2 separate regions of the Homo sapiens genome follow, and region 2 is linked to region 1. Evidence: chromatin loops called from intact Hi-C (ENCODE). Cell type or tissue: CD4-positive, alpha-beta T cell. All regions are shown on one strand. Links, peaks and the distances in the headings refer to the core of each region. The heading gives the core; the rest is flanking DNA. Region 1 overlaps GPRIN3 (GPRIN family member 3). Region 2 has its middle 45 kb from the start of GPRIN3.

The links. A loop is a pair of places that touch in the nucleus more often than their neighbours do. Peaks named below come from ENCODE experiments on the same cell type or tissue, not always from the same donor. Only the 100,000 strongest peaks of a DNase experiment are listed, where the experiment ranks them.
Region 2: a loop joins it to region 1, with 2.5 times the contacts of the local background. A loop is called at or near these places in 2 of 110 quality-filtered maps.

The regions. Positions count from the first base shown.
Region 1 is chr4:89,249,722-89,262,660 of GRCh38, reverse strand. It overlaps GPRIN3 (GPRIN family member 3), which reads left to right. Exons shown (of 2, transcript NM_198281.3): 2 at 12,428-12,939. The coding sequence starts at 12,551. Among named protein-coding and RNA genes, the nearest start is that of GPRIN3, 52 kb to the left of the region's middle. In CD4-positive, alpha-beta T cell, for the core only: CTCF peaks have their summits at 7,525 and 7,724 (motif pointing left); a DNase peak (open chromatin) is centred at 7,680; H3K27ac peaks cover 3,311 bases.
Region 2 is chr4:89,346,449-89,359,387 of GRCh38, reverse strand. No RefSeq gene overlaps it. Among named protein-coding and RNA genes, the nearest start is that of GPRIN3, 45 kb to the right of the region's middle. In CD4-positive, alpha-beta T cell, for the core only: no CTCF peak of the experiment used is centred there; a DNase peak (open chromatin) is centred at 5,687.

The DNA of each region.
Region 1 (12,939 bases), core at 4,410-12,409:
CTTTTAGATAACCAAGATGGATAAGAAAATTATGGTTTCCTTAGTTGCATGGCCAGGCTGACCTCCCTGCACAGCAAAGAGCAGATGGAAAGGGTGTTGAAGCGTAGACCAGCACGAATCCATCATCACTGACAGAAACGTCAGCGTGCATGCTTGCTCAGTTTTGCCTAGGTGAGGAGCACCAGGCCTTACATTTTTTTTATTATTTTTGAGTAGGTAATAAGTTCATATAGTTTAAAATTCCAAAAATACAAAAGGATACTAAGCGAAAAATGTTCCATCCATTCTGTCCCCCAAGCACCATCTTCCTTCTCTGATAGCAATTTTTTATTTATCCTTGCAGCAATATTTTATATGTCTACAAGCAAAGATACTCATTTTTCTCTTCTTAATACAAATGGTAGCATACAAAATATGCCAGTATCTTGAAATTTTATTATTATTATTGGATTTTTGTTTTGTTTTAGTTGCTGTTTTACTTAAAAATGTATTTTGGAGATTATTCCATATCAATTCTTTTTTTTTTTTTTTTTTTGAGACTGGGTCTCACTCCGTCATCTAGGCTGGAGTGCAGTGGCAGCATCTCAACTCACTGCAACCTCTGCCTCCCAGGCTCAAGCAGTTCCACCACCTCAGCCTCCTAACCAAGTAGCTGGGACCACAGGCGCGTGCCACCATGCCAGGCTAATTTGTGTGTGTGTGTGTATTTTTAGTAGAGACGGGGTTTCACCATGTTGCCCAGGCTGGTCTTGAACTCCTAAGCTCAGGCTATCCACCCCCCTACAGCCTCCCGAAGTCCTAGAATTACAGCTGGAGCCACCTCACCCAGCCCCATATCAATTCTTAAAGAGCTTCCTCGTTACTGAGTATGGCTGCTTAGTATTCATTTCATCAAAATAGCATAATTTTTATAACTAACTTCTTATTAATGGACATTTAAATTGCTTCTAATCTGTTGTTATTTCATGTAGTGAAAAACCTTGTGCATATATCAATTAGCACATTTATTTAGTTTACTTACAACATTAGTACCTGAGGTGGAATTGCAGAGTCAGTGTATACAAACTGGCATTTTTGATAAACATTGCCAAATTGTTCCTTATAGGAATTATACTAACTTGCATTCTCACAGGTAGAGTATGAGAAGTGCTCTCTTTGACTTGAGAGCCGAAAACTATATCATTAAGTCATATCCAGCTGGAATAAGTTATCTTACATCAACTCACAGGCATTCATTCTAAGGAGATTTCTGTCTATCAAAGGTAAATATGCTCACCTCCTGGATCAGTGGTTCTTTCAATCAGGGACAATTACGTCCTCCCAGAAATGTCTGGAGACATTTTTTATTGTCACAGCTGGAAGTAGGGGCACTACTGGGATCTGGGGAGCGGAGGCCAGCATTGCGCTGCTAAACATCCTACTGTGCATAGGACAATCCTCCTTTCTTCCCTTCCCCACTACAAGCTATCTGGTCCAAAATGTCGATAGTTCCAGGGTGAGAAACTCTACCCTAGATTAACATCTAGCTCCTCTTGATCATATTAAATACGTCTTACAAAGCTTAGGATTCTCCACTCTAATTTAAGATCTGTGCTGAATAAAATGACAAATCCTCTGTACTTCTATAGGACATTGGGGGGCGGGGGTTGTGTTTTGTTTCTTTTACAACACTTTAATTCTGTTTAATGCAGGAAGTGTGAGCTCCTCAGAGACATAAGTGTGTCTTATTTATATTTGTATACTGAATATCTGGCACAAAAAGGCAGTTAGCTTATTAAATAAATGAATGGATGTCAGCAGTATTTTGTAATTGTCTTTGTGTGATTTAAGGGATTATTTTATCTTTAATGAAAGACCATTCTTTTTCATCTTTACTTGATTCACCTTTCTCTTATTTCAAATGTTCACTTTTCTTTAGACTTACTTACATAGGGGCAACTTTTTCTAGCCTATAGAATAGCTATACAGGAAATGTCAATTGAATTAGAAATATTGGCCTTTTCCCTGATTTGAACATCTACAAAGCAGTTTATTACCACTGCATTAAGCCACTTAATTATATACACTCTTGCTCACTTATAGCTTCTTATTGAATTTGTCTTGTCTCCTCAAAAGGATTGATATTTCCTTAAGGGCAAAAAGCAAAACCTTTATGTACTCGCGATGCCTAACTTAATGTTTTACAGACTGTAAAGCAAGAGAGTGACGGGTTCTTTCCTTCTCTTCCTCGCTTTTTTAATCACAACTGTCAGATCAAACCTGAAGATTGTGGCCCCAGCAAAGAAGCTATTCATTCTCAAGAGCAGAGCACCCCACATTCTCTCAGGCAGCCTGGTTCTCCTTGCAAACAGCAAATGGGGAGCACAGAGCAGGTATAGACCATAAGACCCTGAGGAATTTGCCTATTCCTGGGTTTCTCTGTGTTCTCTAAGAGCAGAAGAGCCCCCAAGGCACCATCTCAGTGAACAGCTCCCTTTCCCTGTGGATTCCTCACTGTATAAATATTGCCACCAGACATTTTTCCATCCTCCAATGTGATTAAAGACCCAAGTAGGGCCAGGCGTGGTGGCTCACGCCTGTAATCCCAGCACTTTGGGAGACTGAAGCCGGTGGATCACCTGAGGTCAGGAGTTCGAGACCAGCCTGGCCAACATGGCGAAACCCCTTCTCTGTTAAAAATACAAAAAAATTAGCCAGGTGTGGTGGCACACATCTGTAATCCCAGCTGCTCAGGAGGCTGAGGCAAGAGTACTGCTTGAACTTGGTGGTGTCTGACTTGGTGGTGTCTGATGTGAGCTAAAAGCAGAAATTACCAATAAGCTCTCAGCCTATTATGGCATAGCAGGGATCTCCCACTTAGGTGTCCGCCTCTGCATTTGGAAGATGCCTTTGCCAAAAGGCAAGCAAGTGGAGTGGAAGACTTGTTTTAATGTGAACCTGGAACAGTTGGGGGTGGTAGAGGGGGGCAGTGTGGCAGCCAGAGAAAAAGGCAGCAAGATCAGTAAGGTCAAGAATGCAGCAAGGACAAGAATACTTGTTTGTAAGGCTGAGTGGCACTTTACTGGTGCTAAATATATCCTGTAGAAAATTGGGATGCAGAGCAGCTTTGATCATATCTAACACAGGATTTTAAAATGCAAATGCAAAAACATGCAAATGGAGGCTGCCTAGTTTACTTTTATTAGCGTGTTGTTTAACCCTGAGATTAGCCCTGAGATCCTGTTGCATTCTCTTTGCAATTAAAATAAGCTTGCAATTGAAGTCCTTCAAAGCTGAGTTGCAAAAGAAGAAAATATTCAGATTTGAATATTTGTCAGGCAAACCAAGTAGATGGTAAGATCCAGCTTGATTAGAGAAGGAAAGAATAACAAACCTAAATGTTTTAATCACCTCTTCTGGAGAAGAGTTCAAGTTTTTTAAAAAATATTTTTGTTGAAAACGGACCAAAAAAGTCTATTCCTCCCACCTGAATGAAAAAGAATAAAGCTTATTGTGTGTTAATTTTCAAGTTAGCTAAATGTTACTTCTTCAAGTGGTAGTCTTTAGATTGGGATTTAGGGGAACATATAGTAAACTTATTTAAATGTTGGACCATGTAAGATGGACTCTCTGTAAAATACATTTCATAATTCCTGCCTCCATAGGTAAATTATGCCAAAATACGAATTTTTAAGAATAATAACTCACGATTGTTTATTATATTCTAAGCAGCATGCTAAGTGTTTAACCTATTTCATTTGAGCTCATAACAAGTCTTTGAAGCAGGTCCATTTTATTTTGTGACATTTTCCAATGCCATAGAGAAAAGGATACTAATGTGCAGCCGTGGAAAGGCTGCTAGTGACAGGGCTCAGAAACTACCCCGACGTAGGGCGCCTTGGCATAGTGACTATTTTAAGCTGAAGGAATTTGAGAAATGGCAAGTACAGGAAGGACTCTCACGCCCCTTTCTCTCCAAAGCAGGTCATACGACCCTCATGTGAGGGGTGCCCTCCCCATACCCAGAGGGAATCCAAGTGGAGTCAAAGGAACAGGCCTTGCTAAGTTTCCAGCAGTTTACTACTCTTAGCTCCTGCCCATTTGTCTTATCACATTTTTCCATGATTTTCCACTCTTCATCAACCCTACTATAAAAATGCTCAGGTTTGGCCAGGCACAGTGGCTCATGCCTGTAATCCCAGCACTTTGGGAGGTCGAGGGAGTGGATCACGAGGTCAGGAGATGGAGACCATCCTGGCTAACATGATGAAACCCCATCTCTACTAAAAAGACAAAAACTAGCTGGGTGTTGTGGTGCATGCCTTTAATCCTAGCTACTCGGGAGACTGAGGCACGAGAATTGCTTGAACCCAGGAGGTGGAGGTTGCAGGTTGGCACCACTGTGCTCCACCCTGGTGACAGAGCAAGACTCTGTCTCAAAAAAAAAAAATGCTCAGGCTTAACCATTCTACAAGTCTTCATTTCCTTTTGAAGGCTTCTATGTCACATAAAGCTTATGTTAAATACAGTTATATGCTTTTCTTTTGATACTCTGGCGTTTGTCTGGAAATTCTTTTTCCTACTACCTTCCTAGGTTCTCAGGGCTCCAGCCAGAGAACCTAGGAAGGTAAGAGGAAAAAGAATTTTCCCTCCCCTAAAACACTGAGCGTAAACCTTCTAAAATGATCTGCAAATATGTGTGTGTACACGTACATGCATGTGATTCTAGAGGGTTCATGGTTTTCATCAACTTCTCAGAAGAGTCTATGGCTCTTAAAATGTCCAAACTGGATTAATCATTATGAAGATTTCTGTATCGGATTTCTGTATTGCCCAATTGACCTTTATTAGCTTCGGTTAGTAATAGGGTTTAAAGGAATGTTCCTATACCACTATGCTTTTTGAGTTTTCTGTTACTGTTCTTACTGTCTGATGATGCTGCTTGTCCAAGTCATTGAGTTTGCCTCCACAAAAAATAAAAATTAAAAGAGGTCTCTCTTCCCTGTGTAAAACTGGTTAACAATGTGGACTCAGGAGCCAGATGGTCTGGATTTAAATTCGGTCTGCACAACTCACTAGTGGTGTGACCTTGCCTCAGATTCCAGATCTGCAAAGCAGGGCACATAGTAAGACCATCCTTATAGAGCTGTTCTAAGGAGTAGATGAGTTCACATACAGAACAGTGTCTGCAATAGAGAAAGCAAGAAATAAGTGCTTGCTGTCCCATGATTCTAATCTGTTGTGAATTTAGAAGCCATCTGTTCAAATTGTATTTGACAAAAGGGGGAATATTTAGGGTCATCGTGCTTCTTAAACCCCTTTTTTTTTAACCTCTTGGTTTTTATCCAGTCTTGCTTACAGTGGAATTCAGTAAGATAACAGGCCATGCGCTCGTTTTTCTAGAACAATGTTGAAAAGACAAACTGGATGGGGAGAAGGGATGCAGCTTGTTTCTCATGAGCCTTTTATTAAAGTAACCATTATAATTGAAAGTCCACATGACACTGTTAGTAGCACTAAGCAAAGCAGTCTTCCTTTCTCTTCAGCCATTTTGACTTGCTTTAGCCACAGTCTGAAGGGACAAAACAATTTTTCAGCTAATGTCTTCAAAAAGTGCATTTTAGGCAGCTGTTAGTGCCCCGGTATGATGTTTTTAAAGAAAGAAGAAGGGACTGCTCTTCCCAGCCTGTGGCTGTTTCCTAGGATTGAATCACTTCTCCTTCAAACTCTGCACTGGCAGAATCTGCTGGGTTCAGAATGCAAATGATCCAGGCAAAAGTTCCCAATTAAAGGGAGCAATTAGATCAGATTGAATAGGATGCCAGATGATGTTTTTTCTTTACTCTTTTCTTGAGGATTAGTAATCTCTTACTTTTTGCCTTGCTGTTCTCTGAGGGTCTTTGCAGGAGCTATCTGATTACTAAAAACAGCTGTCAGATGGCTGGAAAGAAAGGTGCTCACTGAGGTCCCTGTAACTCTTATTTAATATCACTAAAGAGGCATGATGACATCCTGGAGCCCTTGTTCTAGCAGTGCAGTGGTTCTGAAGTGGGCTAAGGTAATTGCTGCCCACAGGATTATCACTATGACCTGCACTACATCAGCCTCCTGTCGGTCCAGGGCCACCACACCTCTCCCCATCCGTTCTGCTTAATGCTCTTCCCATCAGCGTGGCTTTGGGGGAAGTCACAAAGGGCTGAGATTCCCTGCTGCCTCTCTTATTAAGTGCAGGTGTCTGTTATGAAAATAGGCAGCATGGCATAGTAGTGGAACTCACTATTTTCAGAATGGTCAGTGACAGTGTCAGCTTTCAACAAGCTGGTTGGACTTTCCCTAAGGTGACCAGTTATGAATGTCACTGTAGTGGATGTTAATGCCATCTAGGCTGCCCCTGGATTGCAAATCACTTGCAAATAGAAGGTTCCCTCTCCTCTAGGGAGATATATATAGATATATAGATATCTATAAAAATTTTAAAATTTTTTCTTTCTTTCCATTTTCTTCTCATGGTTACAGTTAATAAGGAAGCAGCATAGGAAGGGTCCAGGCATTCGCATCCATTAGAATTCAGTTCAACAGGAATTACAGGTATTCCATCTTGAGTGGGTTACTTAGCCTCTGGGCCTCAGTTTCCCTCCCTGTAAAAGGTGGATAATGTTTACCCTGAAGTCTTGCTGTATTACCAGAACAAGGCTTTAAGTCTCTGCTCACGATTTTAAGGATAGGTGCCAAAAGAGTCTGCTGTCAAGGATACGGTTCCCATTAAACTTAAAGATAAACTCAGAGGTACCATTAGCTTCTGTGTGATTTCTGCTCAATTCAGGAAGAATTTATAATGTTACAGAGAGTCTTTTAAGAAAACCTTTATTTGCTGAGCCCTCTTCTCAACCAGGTCTTGACCTTAGGCATCTGTGTTCATCTTTTGCAGAGTCCAGTTTTAGCAAGAACCTTGCTAAGCCAGCTTAGAGAGAATTCACCATCCCTGACATCTGATCGCTTTGGTCAACCATGCTTTCAGCAAGAATTTGTTAAGTGGTTTAGCAAAAATCCCCCTTCGCTTGATGTCTCCTCTTAGTAATTTTACATCCACTGACACACCTGCCCCCCACCACAACCCTCTCCTTGGCTAAATATCTCTACTTGTTCTTGTTGTATTTGAATTTGAGCCCCATCTCTCTACTCTATTGCAATATTCTTGATACCCATCACAAAAGTCCTGAATAAAGTCTTCTTACCATTTTAACAAGTGTCAGAATAACTTTTACTTTAACACAGATAAAAGCTTAAATACCAAGGTTTCTAAAAGAGGCTAACACTTTTATGGTGCTTAATATGTGCCAAGTTGCTGTTTGTTCTAAAGGCCAAATCTATTCCTCATGACAACCCAATGAGGCTGTACTATTATTATCCTCAGTTTATAGATTAAACTGGGGCCCTGAGAGGTTGAGTTACTTGCCCAAGCACACAGAGCTAAAGCTAGGTGGTGGAACTGATATTCTAATCCAAGGAGTCTGCCCCAGAGTCCATGTTCTTAAACACAATGTCAGACTGCCCTCAGAGGCCTGCAAATTAGAGTGGGAAGTCTACTGTCAGTACTCTTAGAGCAAGGTCTTCAAACCCAGCTGCACACACAACCCCAGGTAAGTAATGTTAACAAGTGTAGCAGGACTCCTGGTCACTTGGAGAGTCCACGCCCGTCAAGGGGGACAGTTCTTCTCAGCGCCACCTAGTGGTTGCCATGTGGAAATGCAAACCTTAACAATAAATAGAGGCAAGGGAGAATTCTGGATTTTTATGAAAGATCTCTTCAATTCAAAAGAAAAAGAAGGAAAAGAAAGGGAAGGAAAAAGGGAAAGAGTTCCATCATTGTGGAAAACATTGTGGAGATTCCTCAAAGACCTAAAAACAGAACTACCATTCAACCCAGCAATTCCATTATGGTGTATATTCCAAAGGATTATAAATCGTTCTGTCGTAAAGACACATGCATGTGTATGTTCATTGCAGCACTATTCACGATAGCAAAGACATGGAATCAACCTAAATGCCCAGCAATGATAAACTGGATAAAGAAAATGTGATACGCATACACCATGGAATACTATGCAGCCATAAAAAAAGAATGAGATCATGTCTTTTGCAGAAACATGGATAGAGCTGGAGGCCATTATCCTTAGCAAACTAATGCAGCAACAGAAAATCAAATACTTCACTTTTAAGTGGGAGCTAAATGATGAGAACCCATGGACACATACAGGAGAACAACAGACACTAGGGCCTATCAGAGGGTGGAGAGTGGGAGGAGGGAGAGGATCAGAAAAAAACTAACTAATGGGTACTAGGCTTAATAACTGGGTGATGAAATAATCTGTTCAGCAAACCCCTGTTACATGAGTTTACCCATGTAACAAACCTACACATTTACCTCTGAACTTAAAAAAAAGGTTTAAAAAAAGAGAAAGAAGGAAAAAGAAAGGGAAGGGGAAGAGGAAAGGAAGGAGGAAGAGAAAACCATGCAGGACACACACTCCACACACACACACACACACACACCCAGATGCAACACACCCTTCTGTAGAAGGGACTCATTAAGTCTGGGGGCCACCTGTTTGCACCTCATTTTTAGTGCAAGTTATTAAATCTTACCATAATGGACTCTGGTTGATGATAAAGACACATACTCCCCATTCTAAACCAACAAGTAGTTATACTTTTTAAATGTTCGATTTGCCTGACCCACTGGAGCCCATAGATTTCTGCCAGTCAGTGAGGGAGGGAAGGAGTGTTGGTTCAGAACTTCGGCGAGTCTCTTCTGGGCTCAGGGAGATGCTGTGACAATTCCATTAGCAGACAGATTGGAGAGTAGTATTGATTTGTTATCTATGCATAAATACAGAGATTTCAAGTGCTAGGTCTTAGCCAAGCAATTTGGGCTTTTCTTCTTGAACTTCAATTGATGGACAATTAAACCTCTATTAGCAAAGCAAATGAAATAAAACGCACTTTCAAAGTTAAACTAAAAGTTAGCTATGTGTTGGAAATGGAAGTAAACACAGTGGACTTCTGAGAGTTTTGTGAAGTCATCTTCATCTAAGTCTTTTAACTTTCAGTTGCTGAACTTTGAGCTGTTCATGTTTTATAGTCCTCTTTGGCGAATTAACTTCCTTGGCACCAGCCTTACAACACAGGAGATATTCTGTGTTCCTGGCTTTATGAGACCTTCCAACTTTTCGTAGCAGGTGTTCAGCGTTCTTGGTTTTAGTTATCTAAACCTGGGTTACAGACACATAAAGTTTAATAAGTAAGATAACACCATTTTCTCACTTCCAAAAGCACTCTTTTACATTATGTTTTTCTTAACATTTCATGCCATGGATCAAATTTTCCTGTACGTTTGACATTTGGCAGAGCTGTAATAATGGCCATTTTGGAGGGTAACAGGATCAATTAACAACTTTTTATGCACAAGACCCTGCACTGTGTCCTCTGGAGTCAACAGAAATGAATCAATAGGCTTCTTTCTTTTCCTTCCGGGGCTTGCAGTGTTTTTGGAAAAATGAGGCATTTATATAAGTAACAATGGTGCGAAAACAGTGCATGAAAAGAACAATACAAAGGACACAGACGACCAACCAACCTGTAGGAGTTGTTTTTTTTTTTTTTTTCTTTTTTGAGAAAAGAGAGACTTCATAACTTGAAGGCTTTAGAGGACTTCAGAAAAAAAATGGGATTTAAGTGGGGCCTTGAAGAATAGGTAGGCTTTTTGAGGATGAGGAGGGCAGACAGTGGGAGGAAAAGTATAATAAACACAAATGCAAAACAGAGTGAAAGACTGGCTGGGGCAGAGCAAGTGATTTTGCAACAGAATACTGGGGTAAGGAAGAAATAGAATAGAAACCTACAGAAATGGTTTGAGCAGAAAGCAGTTAAGACCAGGGATGGGAAAATATTCAACCTATTCATATAAAGAATGAAGTTAGAAGGAAGAGCTTGTTTAGAGGAGAAAATGCATTCTATTTATTGTTAGATCTTATGTGATAGTAGATCACCTGGATTACATTGAGCTAAAGGATAAAATTATGTATTTTCAAAATCTAGGTCCAACCGGATTTGATTTTGCCTTATTTTGACACTTTGTAGCCTGAGTGAAGATCATACAGTTTGATGTATTATTCATCATGTGCAAAGAAGTGGAATCCTTGAATTTTGGAGCTGGAAAGATCCTCAGAAATCATTTAATTCATTTTGCCAGTGAGTTAATTTGGGGTTCAGAAAGATTGAGTGATTAGCCTGAAGTAACATGGCTTATTAATGATAAATATTAAAACACAGTCATCCACTAATTTCTGATCCATTGCTTTGTCCACATGACCTAGTGTCTAGTTATTCTTTCTAAAAAAATGCTTATAGGCCAGGTTCATGGGCTTCTACCTATAATCCTAGCACTTTCAGAGGTTGAGGCAGGAGGATCACTTGAGTCCAGGAGTTCAAGACTACCCTGGGCAACATGGAGAGACTCTGTCTCTACAAAAAAATTAAAAATTAGCTGAGCATGGTGGCATTCACCTGTAGTCCCAGCTACTTGGGAGGCCGAGGTGGGAAGATAGCTTGAGCCTGGGAGGTCGAGGCTGCAGTGAGCCATGACTGCATCCCTGAACTCCAGCCTAGGTGACAGAGCAAGACCCTGTCTCAAAAAAAAAAAAAGCTTATATATAAACACACACATATAATTTTACATAATGATATGCCCTAAATCATTTCTGATTTTTAAAATTCAGCATTTTCCACCTTTGGGTACTTTCATCTCCCCTCTCTGTCCCCAACTTATCACTCTCCCTCTATTTAACACCTAATATGTCTCATTCCAAATGTTTTTAGAATTTATGTAATCATACACAGACATATCTGTGTGTGTGCCTGTTTGTATGCATACATATGCAGTGTTTTAGGTCATTGTTTTACAAAAATGAAAATGTATATGCTGTTTTCTGGACCTTGTTTTTCTCATTCAATCATACCTTGAGGAAATCTCTTCCATGTGAAAAGTTATAGCTGAATTATTTACTTTACTGGTTGCATAATACTCTGTAGTAGAATTACATCATGACTTTTCCTATCATTCTGCCTATTTATAAAGACCAGTCTGTTTTTCTTCTACAAATAGTACTTCAGGAAACATCCCCATATTCATATATGTTGGTGTTTCTATTTCTGTTGATAGAGTTGGTATCATTGAGTCAAGGAAATGTGTATTTATAGTTTTAAAAATTAAACTGCCTCCATAAGAAAGCTGTAACAATACATATTTATTTGCACCTACAATTAATAAAAACACTTCCTTTTGCTAGGTCTCCCTAGACCTTACTATTAAAAGTCTATTTTTTTTAAGATTTTGCAGATGCAACTGGTGTGAAGTCAAATTGCATTGTTACTTTATTTGCATTATTTGACTACAAATGAATTTGATCATCTTTTCATAAGCTTGATGGTTACTTAAATTTCGTATCTTGTAAACTATGTTTTTATATTTGTTATCCATTTTTTCAATGGATTATTTGATCTCCTCATAAATGTTAAAGAGCTCCTGCTATATTATAGGTATTTTTGCCTGCCCTCTAGGGTTATACACTTTTTATTTCCCCCAAAATCTTGTATTTTTTATAGCATCTTTTGTCATGCCATAAAATTCAGGTTTTGAATTTTATTTAGTCACCTATGTTTGTTTTCTCTTACAGTGTTTCTACCATCTCAGAAAAAGCCTAGCTCACCTGTCTCTAGATTACATTTATGATTCGTAGGTTTTCTTATATGATTTTATTTATTTATTTTATATTTTAACCTTTAATCCACTGCATCCATCTAGGATTTATTTTTGGAATTGGTATAATATAAACATCTACTTTTCTTTTCTTCCAGATGCATGAACAGTTTGCCAACTCCTTCTATGAAATAACTCAGCCTTTCACCACCAAATTGTAATACTTCTTTTGTCATAGATTAAGTCCCCATTTATATTTGGATCTATCCCTAGATTTCTTATTTCACATATCTGTTTATGCCTACTTCAATACTTACTTATTGATTTAATTAGAGTGGCTTTACAGGATTTTCTGACATCTGCTAAGTCAGATTACACCAATAACTTTTGAGGTAGTTAGCAAACTTAGGTAGATACATGAAAAACCTATTTGCTAGACATTAGTGGGATGCAAGCAGAAACTAATATATCAAAATAATATTTTCGTAATTATAATTTTTTTCAAAATCTTTTTCTCAAGTCTATTTTTATTTATTTATTTTTCTTCTCCCTCCCCACAAGGTCTATTTTTATATCAACAGGTATGGGAAGAAAAGTTTTTAATGTGCTCTTATAAAAACGACAGTTTGGTTTATTTTTCAATCCTTAAGCGACGTACTGTATTAATGATGCTGTTTCCTTGATTCACAGGCTGGTTCTTCAGAGGAATCATCCCTGACTGTGTCATCACTCTGAGCTCTGACTGCGCTCCCCTCCCCCACCAGTGGGACCAGTACTCAAGAGAGCTCTGGAGTGCTCCTGAAGAGAAATTCCATGGGGACTGTACCTGACCCTCTGAGATCAGCTAAAACTTCCCTGATTGCAGCTTCCGGAAAAGAAGACGATCTAGGAGAGCCACAGGCTGCCTCACCTCGGCATCGACCAGCTCTCCTGTGTAAGAATGCCAATGGCTTTTCAGGTGCCCCTGCAGAACCAGACCTCAGCCCCAGGGCAGCTGCCGAAGCCCTGATGCAGGTTTGTGAGCATGAGACCACCCAACCAGATATGTCTTCTCCTGGTGTGTTCAATGAAGTGCAGAAAGCACCTGCCACATTCAACTCTCCCGGCAATCCCCAGCTGCCAGGGAGCAGCCAGCCCGCAGCATCAGCCCCGAGTTCTGCAGCAGGAAGGGATCTTATACACACACCATTGACAATGCCCGC
Region 2 (12,939 bases), core at 2,590-10,589, 99 kb before region 1:
TACATTTCAAACAAAATCAAACCTTGGTAATTCCGTCAAAATGATTTATCACATAGAAATGATGCTGAACCTACATGACGTATTTTCATTGTTCCACAGCAATGCAGGTCTGCAGCAGTTAGTACAGCTTTCTAGTAATGATCATGGTAGGCCCATGTCAGTGGTACACAAAAGGTTACTTTGCTGTCATCAATTCCTAAGTGAGTTTCTTAGCTACTTATGATTCTCATAGGGCCGCACAGTAAATCTTGGGGGTTGAAGCCATAGCTGATAAGACTGTTGAGTCATATTTGTGTTTATTTCAAAAGCAATTATAATGATTTATGCTTAGGAAGAAAATATAATAAAGGGAGACTCTCCCAGTTCTCGATCTCCTCACAACCATAAATTTTAATTGCCTGTTTTTTTATTCAAAATGCAATCAAAGAACCTACGTATTTTCTCAAAGCTGAGTGCACATATCAGAATCTAAAATAACATGTTAAAATATTTGCTGAGGCAGATCTTTGTTCTAAATACACAATTCAATAATGTGATTAGGTCAAGTTAATTAGCTAACCACCAGCTCAGAAACAAAACCTTTAGTTGTCAAGTAGATTCTTCTTATGTGAGTACTAAGCTATTGGAGTTATTTAAATTTTTGTTTAGAAATTCAAAATGGTTATTTTAAAGCTTCCACTTTGCTTGAGCCATTTATACTTAGTATAGCAGAAAAATATGTTTTTAAAAATATGATTGATTCATTTAGAGAATTATTATTGAGTGACAGATATTTTACAGGTATTTTTCTCCTTATAGTATTAACAATGAAAATGTAAACACCCTTGAGGTACTCACAATCTAAATACAACAGACTGGAGAAATTCTAGAATAGAGGTATGTCCATTGTCCCACAGGAGCGTAACATTATAAATGAAATAGAAAAGTGTTGAATATAGGCTGCAAATGGAAGGAATGAGCCCTAAGCCTCCATTTGGAGCCTTATATTTAAGGTACCTCTACATACACCCTATTCCAAGAACTCTTAGCGCTCATTGGTCTAACTCCTGGGTACTAGAAATTAGAAAAAAAGAAAAAACAAAAACATTGCATTACAATTCAAAAGCTGAGACTATTTCTCAGCTTAGTTTTGAAAACAGAAAGATGATATTTTGAGAAGGCAAAAAGCACTATAAATTTTGAAACAATAAGTGGAAGATTTTGGAACATTTATCTAGATAATTCGGAGGAGTTAATCTGGTTTTGAAAAAAGGTGGTTTTAGCTATTCAACAGTAAAAATACTTATTGTTCTTAGTCCTGTGGAAAATACAAACTTATGACATGGTTTTTCAGTGCAGAGAACGTATTATCTCACTGAATTCTGATGACAGCACAGAACACAATGGAAATTATGTATCACTCAATTCTCAACTGTTGACTAAACACTTCTAGCTCAAGATGTCTGGCTTTATCTCTTTTCTTTCAAAAAATCATATTACAATGATATAACAAATACTCAGCAATCCTGTCAAGCCGTGAAATGTGTCCTCAGCACAGGAGAACAGAAAGATGTTTCTGATGAGAGTGAACTGATGGAGAAAGGCAACAGTGCTGAATCATTAAGTAATGTTAAATGGAAAGGCCACGGGGGCCTAAAAGAGTAGTTTTCTTGTTGGCTGGGCCAATCTCTTTTCCAGAAGCTGACTCTCAGCAACTGGCCTTCAGCTAAGACCACATTTAGAGCCAATAAAATGGGAGCTCGAGAACAGAGAATCAGGATTGCGCCCCAGGGGACTTCGTGCAGCCATGAGGACATTGGGAAGAGAGAAGCAGGATTGGGCTCCAGGAGACTTAGTGCAGACATGAGGACATTGAAAATAGAGAAGCAGGATTGTGCCCCAGGGGACTTAGTGCACCCATAAGGACACTGAAAATAGAGAAGCAGGATTGTGCCTCAGGGGACTTAGTGCAGCCATGAGGACATAAAGGTCCTGCACTTAGAAAATACATAACAAGTATTCCCTAAAAGAAAGCTAACCTGGCCATGTTTTTGCTACATGCACACACATCTACACGCACATGCACACACACATGCACACATATAGACAAGGAGTGAAGTCTCTTGTTGAATCTGTGTTCACTTCCAGGAAAACATAAACTTTCCTTTGAACACTGAAATATTCTGCTGCCAACAGCAGTCCAAAATATCAACTCTAGGTAGAAAAGACTAATGAATATTCAGCAATCCTTTGAGCAAATGCAATGACATGAAAGAAAGCTAATAAAATTCATAAAAGAACTAATGCCCTAAAGCAACCAAGGAGCATTTGAAAATCAGCAAAACCAGTAACTTCTGAAAGATTCAAAAGGTTAATTCATCCATTAAGAATAAGGCTGCTAAGAGAAAGAAATTATTAAAATGATCAATAAGTGGGAAGAATAGAAAATGAAACACAGTTGAAAAATCAACCTTAGATATTGCCCCAAATAAATAGAAAAAAAACTAAATCATCATAAATATGAAAGAACAGTTAGAAGATGATGCATGAAGCATAGGTCTAAGAATTCAAATGTCCATCAACCGGGTGCTTCTATGAAGGGATTGGAAGGAAAGGGAGAGAGACAGGGGAGACGGAGAGGGAGAGGAAGATGGGATAGGGAGAGAGAGGGAGAGAGGGAGAGGGAGATGGAAGAAAGAAAGGAAAGAAAGAAGAGAGAGAAAGAGGGAGAGAAAGAAAGAAAGAGAGAGGGAGGGAGGGAGAGAGGGAAGGAGGGAGGGAGAGAGAGAGAAAGAAGGAAAGAAAGAAAGAAGAAAGAAAGAAAAAAGAAAGAAAGAAAAGAAAGAAAGAAAAAAGAAAAAAGAAAGAAAGAAGAAAAATAAGAACATATATATTAAAATGTCCTATTCTTCCAAAAATACCCTAGGTCTATAGTTTTAATGGCTCCAACTGCTGTGGTCAATTTTAGACCATCAAGTCAATTCTAAAATGTATATAGGAGAATAAAGGACAAGGAAAATAGAAAATGTTGAAGAAAAACAAAATAGGGGCTTCCCTTTTCAGATAGTAATCATAACAAGGTGGAGTAATTAAGACAATTGTGGTCTAGGACAAGGAAAAACAAACAGTGCTGTGGAACCTGGAAGAGAGCCCAGAAGGCATTTAGGAAAGCTTGATGGATAACTAAAGTGGTACAAATCATTGGGGAAGGAATGAACTAGTCAATAAATGGTGCTGGGGTTATCGATTAGCCATATGGGAATCTACCTCACTTTTTACAAAGATAAAAGCATTCCCACATGAATTAAAAACTTAAATGTAAAAATCAAAACTTTAAAGTAGTGAGTTCAGAAAATATTTGTAGTGAGGATATTAAAAAATAGAAAGTACATATGCTCTACGAGTGAGTGAAAATTGGTTCCACCTCTTTGAAGAGCAATCTGGCTGTATCCATTTAATATCTATTATTAATGATTTCAATGGAAAGTGTGCATATACCCAGCAATTCTATGACTAGATATTTAGCCTCAGAAACCTAAAACATACTCTCAAGAAGACATAACAGGGTTATTTAAACAGCAAAGTAATAAATAAAATGAAGCAAAGTTTAAAACTAAAACCTCAATCAAGAGGAGCATAAATAAATGATGGTAAATTTCAACCAAATTCATAAATTGTAGTTTAATGCCTCAAATACTATATAATAGGTGTAAAAACAAGCTGGAGCTACTTAAAGCAACAAAAATAAATCTCAAAAAAAACAAGCTGCAAAATTGTGTAATAGTATAATACCACTTCTTAAAGCACAAAAATACACAAAACTGGCCGGGTGCAGTGGCTCACACCTGTAATTCCAGCACTTTGGGAGGCCAAGGCAGATGGATCACGAGGTCAAGAGTTTGAGACCAGCCTGGCCAACATAGTGAAACCATGTCTCTACTAAAAATACAAAAATTAGCTGGGCGTGGTGGCGGGGCGCCTGTAATCCCAGCTACTTGGGAGGCTGAGGCAGGAGAATCGCTTGAAACTGGGAGGTGGAGGTTGCAGTGAGCTGAGATTGTGTCACTGCACTCCAGCCTGGGCGACAGTATGAGACTAAGTCTCGAAAAAAACAACAACAACAAAACAAAAACAAAAAAACACAAAACAATGTTGTGTGTGTGTGTGTGTGTGTGTGTGTGTGTTCAAAATACTTAAAACGGCGTGGGAAATAAAGCACAGCACTGCATGGCGACAGGGAGCGGGTAAGGCAGTAGGGCCAAGGAGAGGTACACAGAGGCTTCAACTGTGTCTAATTTTTTTTTCACATGTGTAAGAAATTGATATGGCAAAAATCTCAAGATATGATAAACCTGTTACATAATTACTCAAGTCTGTCTTTTATTTTTCTCAACATTTTTCTGTATGTTTAGAATGTTTCATAATAGCCAAATATTTCACAATTAACAAATACTAAGTACAATATGATTTTAAAATAAACAGTGAGCGAATACATCAGTAAAATTTGTAGTTAATTCCAAATAAGGGTTAATGCAAGATATTTTACAAATTATTTATAATCTGAAGAGTCTAAGTGCCTTTCCTAGAGACACACAGCTGATAAATGGCAGAGCCACAATTTAAACTGAACTTCTCACCAAGGACCTCTCTCCTTTGCTTCAAATACTAGAAGAAAATATAGGAGCTAATTTAGAATACTGGTTGCGGAGGCCATCTTAAATAAGATATAATTCCCCAAAATCATAAAATCAAGCAACATAAACACAATTACAAAATGCAAATAAATCATGGGAAAATACTTGCAACATATATTTTTAAAAGGATTAATATTTAAAATACCTAAGGAGCTTCAACTCAGAGAAAAAGATGACACAATGAGAAAGCAAAACATATGAAGAAGCAATTTACTTTTTAAAAATACCAAGAGACAAAAAAGAAGGAAATACTTCAAAATAAAAAATAATAAAAATAAATAACAAATAATAAAACAATATTAGAGTGGAAGATTTTGAACTGTCCCTCCATGCACTGCTGGCCAGAGTGCAGGGAAACGCTTTTGTATATCATGGTTGAGACTCCAAAACTGTAGGGTAATTTGGCAGGATCTTTCAAAACCATAAACGTGCAAATCTTATGTAGTTCTAAAACAGTTTTCCTACATAAACTCAAAACCGTATGTATAGCGTTGTTTGAAATAATGAAAAATTGGAAGTATGCAGACTACTCATAAATGGAAAATGGCTAAAGTGTAGAGTACCCACATTGTGGAATATAGTGCAGTTATACACAGTTGTATATATTCTCTCTATATAGTTACAATGACCTTTTGGTCAATGAGGAACCACATCTGCAATGGTGCTCTCATTAGATTATAATGGAGCTGAAAAATTCCTAACACCTAGTGACATTGTAGCCATCGAAACATTGTAGCACAAGGCATTAGTCATGTGTTTGTGATAATGCTGGTGTAAATAAACCTACTACACTGTCAATCATATAAAACTATAGCAGTATAGTTATGTACACTATATAGTGCTTGATAATAATATCTGACTGTGTCACTGGTTTATGTATTTACTATACTACTCTTTTTATTGCTATTTTAGCGTGTATTTTACTCCTACTTACTTACAGTTAACTGTAGCGGAGCCTTAGGCTGACCTTTCAGGAGGTACCCAGAGGAAGGCACTGTTATCACAGGAGATGACAGCTCCATGGGTGTTACCATCCCTGAAGACCTTCTGGTGGGACAACATGTGGTGGTAGATGACAGTGACATTGATGATCCTGACCCTGTGTAGGCGTAGACCTGCACACATTAGTGTGTGTTTATGTTTTAGTTTTTAGAGAAAAAAAAATTAAGGTTAAAAAATTTAAAAAGCTTATAGAATAAGATTGTGAAGAAAAAAGTATTTTGGTCAGTTGTACAATTAGTTCTTTTTTTTTTTTTTTTTTTTTTCGAGATGGAGTCTCGCTCTGTCGCCCAGGCTGGAGTGCAGTGGCGCGATCTCGGCTCACTGCAACCTCCGCTTCCCGGGTTCACGCCATTCTTTTGCCTCAGCCTCCCCAGCAGCTGGGACTACAGGCACCAGCAACCATGCCCGGCTAATTTTTTTGTACTTTTAGTAGAGACGGGGTTTCACCGTGTTAGCCAGAATGGTCTCGATCTCCTGACCTCGTGATCTGCCCGCCTCGGCCTCCCAAAGTGCTGGGATTACAGGCTTGAGCCACCGCACCTGGCCAATACGTTCATGTTTTAAGCTAAGTGTTATTGTAAGGGAGTCAAAAAGTTAAAAAATAATTTAAAAGTTTATAAAGTAAAAAGTTATAGTAAGGTAAGGTTAATTTACTATTAAAGAAAAAAATAAGTTTTATAAATTTAGTGTAGCCTAGGTGTACAGTGTTTATATAGTCTACACAGTGTACAGGAATGTCCAAGTCCTTCACATCCACTCACCACTCACTCACTGACTCACCCAGAACAACTTCCAATCCTGCAGGCTCCATTCATGGTAAGTGCCATACACAGATGTGTTATTTTTAATTTTTTATACTACATATTTATGGTACCTTTTCTGTCTTTAAATATGTTTAAGTACATAAATATTTACCATTGTGTTACAATTGCCTGCAGTATTCAACACAGCAGCATGCCATACAGGTTTATATAGCATTTAGCCTAGGCTACACAATCTAGGCTTGTGTAAATACACTCTGTGATGTTCACACAATGACAAAATGTCCTAACAATGAATTGTTAGTGTATGTTCTCAGAACATATCCCTGTGTTAAGTGACACATGACTGCATATCACTTTATATTTTAAAACGATGTATTATATCCAAAAATAATGAGCTATGTTCACTTGTACTGCCATGGAAAGGTCACCAAGAAAAAAGAAAGTTAACTAAAAAAGCATATCAAATAACAATTTATTTAGGATAATTCTATTAACTTTAAAAAGATTAAATTATGTTATACGTAACATAATTATAAAATATAATCATGATGACATACACATTACAATATAATTCACACACACATATGCACACACACATATATACTTAAAAGTTATTTTAAGAAACAGTACTATCAGAAGGGTGATTAGGGGGGTGAAGGGGAAAATAATAAAAGGACTTCAACATTTTACTGCATGTGCTTCTGTACTACGTGAATGTTTTTTATAATGTATGATTTTGAATGACTTTGTAATAAAAAATTATGAAATGTCCAAAAAATAAATTTCATGCTATGATTATTGATAATAAACAAATGCATGCTTAGCATTTCATTTGGCTTTGCCTTTATAGACATAGTGTTAGTAAAAGAAGTATGTGGGAGAATATTAATGAAGCAGTGAGATTTAGTTTGGTTTGATCGTGTGGCTCGTTATAGAATCCACTTTTTATTTTAATTTCCTTGGATATAATTATGTGGGCAAATACATGCTTTTTATGGCAATGTTGATAATCTGTAAACATTATTAAACACTTACACTATACCCTTTAAAGGCGTTACATAAATTATGTCAGCTATTCCTTACGAAAACCTCTTGCAATAGGTACTAATTTTATCCCCATTTTATAGACAAAAACACTAAATTTGGAAAGATCAGGTGCCCTTGGAATTTGAACCCAGGCAGTCAGGCTCTAGGACTTGTTTTTGTAACTGACTACACTCTGTAGCTCCTCAGACTCGAAGTCACATCTTCGTCTTTTTGTCTCTTCTGTACCATGTGTGCTGCCTTTGGAGCAGCTGGATATATTCAAGATTAAATCAGTGTGTTATCAAATCACTTAAATCCTCAAGTTTAAGAGACTCTAACAAAATTCAGAATCAGCTGGCCATACATGATATTACTAATTTACTTGCTGTACCAATAATAATTATTATTTGAATAGGCTGCATGTTACTGAGTTAAGACATGCTGTCAATAGTTATTGTGGTATTCTTTTATTTTATTGACTATTCTGGCAGCCATACTTCACTTAGAGTGACAGTAAGTACTACCTGGCTTGTCTCTTTTGCTACAGTGCATCAATATTGATCCTTTTCCTAGCTCAACATTCTTAACGTGACTGAATATTTACTGCTAGTCTTGACTGAAAGTACGATAAATGATAACATATATCAAATTCTAAAAAGTCACAAATTCTAGAAAAGACAAAAGTGTATTTGATTTAAAAGCTTTTATTTTGAGGGTTTACCTCAATTGGCTTGTGATCTGAGTGTCAGTATCCTTTCTCTTCCATTGTTACTTTCTTCTAGCTTAAGTTGGGAAAGAGGAGGTTTGTCTAGTACTTGTTCCTGAACCATCTTCCTGACAGCTAGCTGCCCATCCTTAGCAGATGTTTCTCCCCACCTGTTTCAGCTTGCCGGGGCCACAGTTCATTCACTGATGGGTGTATCTTGAAGTTCTGAGCTATAATAGGATCTTCACGGATATCAGGAGAGAGGTAAATATGAGGTGCAAAGGAAAACATTTTTAACAGTGCATGTGATCTGATTTTTATTTTTAGTAGTCCAAGAGATAAGCATCAAAAAGATGGCCTTTAACATTCAGTCTTTTGAGTATCTTGCCGCCTTGTTTTCCTGTCCTCAGGTCACCAGCATTGGAAAGAATGGCAGATAACATGTATTCTAAACCATTGTGAGGAAACTCACCCTCTACCCCAAAGTTAGTGTTGTTTTAAAATTTGCTCATATCAGCAGATAACACATGAAAGAGAGTTGTACTCAATAACACATTTCCCAGCATCATGATTATTTAGTTCAGACAAACCTCTGGGCTGGGAAAAGGAAGTTCTAGGTAGTCCAGAGGGCTTTGGTACATTCTGGTATCAAGTGAGGAATCAAGATTTTTGCTGATCTTCCAGGAGTACCTGTTGAATTGGACTTACACATCTCTTCCAAAGATAAGCATTTATTCTTATAGAGAGTAGAGTCTAGACCCATATTTTAAAAGAAAAACAATACCCTAAATGCAACATAAGCTGCACGGGCCCAACACACAATAGAAGTCAGGCTTTGCACTATTCAAAAGAACAATATCGGGGGTCTTCCAGTTCCAAAATAGTGTTTTAAATGTAAGCTGGCTTTAGTCCCACTAAAGAAAACCAAAAACAAATATATAGCACCATGATTATCACCAGCAATATCCCAGAACTCGAATATGAGAATGAGTCAGTTCCTGGGGCCACAGAGAAGTTAAAAAATTCTGAGCAGATGGTAAGAGAATCAGATTTTTTGGAAGAACATTCCATGCTCATGGATAGGAAGAATCAATATCGTGAAAATGGCCATACAGCCCAAGGTAATTTATAGATTCAATGCCATCCCCATCAAGCTACCAATGACTTTCTTCACAGTTATTGGAAAAAACTACTTTAAAGTTCATATGGAACCAAAAAAGAGCCTGCACTGCCAAGACAATCCTAAGCCAAAAGAACAAAGCTGGAGGCATCATGCTACCTGACTTCAAACTATACTATAAGGCTACAGTAACCAAAACAGCATGGTACTGGTACCAAAACAGAGATATAGACCAATGGAGCAGAACAGAGCCATCAGAAATCATACCACACATTTACAACCATCTGATCTTTGACAAACCTGACAAAAACAAGAAATGGAGAAAGGGTTCCCTATTTAATAAATGGTGCTGGGAAACTGGCTAGCCATATATAGAAAGCTGAAACTCGATCCCTCCATTACACCTTATACAAAAATTAATTCAAGATGGATTAAAGACTTACATGTTAGACCTAAAACCACAAAAACCCTAGAAGAAAACCTAGGCAATAACATTCAGGACATAGGCATGGGCAAGGATTTCATGTCTAAAACACCAAAAGCAATGGCAACAAAAGCCAAAATTGACAAATGGGATCTAATTAAACTAAAGAGCTTCTGCACAGCAAAAGAAGCTATCATCAGAGTGAACAGGCAACCTACAGAATGGCAGAAAATTTTTTCAATCTACCCATCTGACAAAAGGCTAATATCCAGAATCTACAAAGAACTTAAACAAATTTACAAGAAAAAATCAAACAACCCCATCAAAAAGTGGGCAAAGGCTATAAACAGACACTTCTCCAAAGAAGACATTTATGCAGCCAACAGACACATGAAAAAATGCTCATCATCACTGGCCATCAGAGAAATGCAAATCAAAACCACAATGAGATATCATCTCACACCAGTTAGAGTGGCGATCATTAAAAAGTCAGGAAACAACAGGTGCTGGAGAGGATGTGGAGAAATAGGAACACTTTTACACTGTTCGTGGGATTATAAACTAGTTCAACCATTGTGGAAGACAGTGTGGCGATTCCTCAAGGATCTAGAACTAGAAATACCATTTGATCCAGCCATCCCATTACTGGGTATATACCCAAAGGATTATAAATCATGCTGCTATAAAGACACATGCACACGTATGTTTATTGCAGCACTATTCACAATAGCAAAGACTTGGAACCAACCCAAATGTCCACCAATGATAGACTGGATTAAGAAAATGTGGCACATATACACCATGGAATACTATGCAGCCATAAAAAATGATGAGTTCATGTCCTTTGTAGGGACATGGATGAAGCTGGAAACCATCATTGTGAGCAAACTATTTCAAGGAGAGAAAACCAAACACCACGTGTTCTCACTCATAGGTGGGAATTGAACAATGAGAACACTTGGACACAGGAAGGGGAACATCACACACTGGGGCCTGTTGTGGGTTGTGGGGAGGGGGGAGGGATAGCATTAGGAGATATACCTAATGTAAATGATGAGTTAATGGGTGCAGCACACAAACATGGCAGATGTATACATATGTAACCAACCTGCACATTGTGCACATGTACCCTAAAACTTAAAGTATAATAATAAAAAAAAGAGAATCAGATTGTTTTATATGCATGAAGTCCCTCCCCTAAATCTTCCCAGCACCAAGTGCATAGAAAATTTCCCTTAACTCATGGTTTCTAAACTGGAAAAAGTGAGGTCAAGGTGGAAAACTACCTTCCACACAATCCTGGATTCTTTGACAGGAGACCTGCCCGTGCCTCAAACCATTGGAGGCATCATGAGTTCCTGAAGGAAGACATATCCCTGAGGACAGCCAGAGACAAAGGTGAGAGGTAGGACTACCATTTCCAGCCTTGGAAACTGCTCTGTGACTCAACTAAAGGAGATGCCAAATTAGAGTGACTGTTCAGCAGTATCATGCTGTAGGAAGTATGTTTCACAGTTCTCCTGGGCACGAACTCCTAGACAGCCTTTTCACACTACTGGGATATCCTCTTTTGGACCTCCGCATTCAGGATGCAGAATAGGACTCCTATCATTTACTAGAGCCAAAGCAAACCTGGACTTAAGGCACCATTAGTACTGAAATGGAGGCCATGACCTAGGAGAGAAAAAAAAGAAATTCAGCAGGTAAATTCTAAATAATTCTTAAGCAAACATATCCAATAAAAACCAAACCAAGCCAGACAGGAAGACTGGAATAAATAAATAATCCTTCAGTGCAAAGACATAGATGTACATCTACAAGAAACGATAGCAAAGAGGAAATCATGACCTCCCCAAATAAACAAAGCAATAAACCAGTGACTAACACTAACAAGATAGTGATATATGAGCTCCCTGACACAAGAATTCAAAACAGCAGTTTTAAGAAGACTCAGTGATTTCCAAGATAACACAGAAGAGAAATTTGGAAATTATCATAAAAATTTAACAGAAAGATTAAAATAATTTTAAAAATCAAACTGAAATCCTGGAACTGAGAAATATATTTGCTAAACAGAAAAATTCATTAGAGGCTCTCAACAGCAGACTAGATCTAGAAGAGGAAAGAATCAGTGAATTCGAAGACAAGCTATTTGAAAATACAAAGAAGAAAAAAAGAATAAAAATAAAAGAAGATTGCCTACACAATACAGAAAATTACCTAAAAAAAAATCTAAAAAATATTGGCATTCAAGAGGGAGCCAAGCAACAGCAAGAGATAGAAAGCTTATTTAAAGAAATAATAACTGACAACTTTCCAAAACTCGAGAAAGATACAAATATCTAGGTACAAGAAAGTCAGAGAACACCAAACAGATTTGACCCCAACAAGACTATCCCAAGGCAGACAATGTTTAAACTTTGAGAGTTTAATCATCAAATTCTCAAAGGTCAAGGACAAAGAGAGGGAGGATCCTAAAGGCAGCAAGAGAAAAGAAGCTAATAACATACAAAAGAACTTCAATTCATCTGGCAACAGAGTGCTCAACAGAAATCACATAGGCCAGGAGGGAGTAGAACAACACTTTCAAAATGTTGAAACAAAAACAAAACGGCCATGCAAGAATATCTTATCCAGACAAGCTATCTTTAAAATATAAAGGAGGTATAAAGTCTTTTCTACATAAACAAAAGTTGACAGAACTCATAGAACCAGCCCCATCTTATAAGAAATGCTAAAGGAAGTTCTTCAATCAGAAAGGAAAAAAATCCCTAATATGTAAAAAGAAAACATTTGAAGGTATAAAACCCACTGGAAAACAACATAGACAACCCCAGAATACTCCCATACTGTAATTATGGTGTGAAATCCACTTACAACTCTAGTAAGAAGCCTGTAAGACAAATCTATCAAAAACATTAACTACTGCAACCTATTAAGAAATAGGCAGTAGGCCGGGCGCGGTGGCTCACGCCTGTAATCCCAGCACTTTGGGAGGCCGAGGCGGGCGGATCACGAGGTCAGGAGATCGAGACCATCCCGGCTAAAACGGTGAAACCCCGTCTCTACTAAAAATACAAAAAAAAAAAATTAGCCGGGCGTAGCGGCGGGCGCCTGTAGTCCCAGCTACTTGGGAGGCTGAGGCAGGAGAATGGCGTGAACCCGGGAGGCGGAGCTTGCAGTGAGCCGAGATCCCGCCACTGCACTCCAGCCTGGGCGACAGA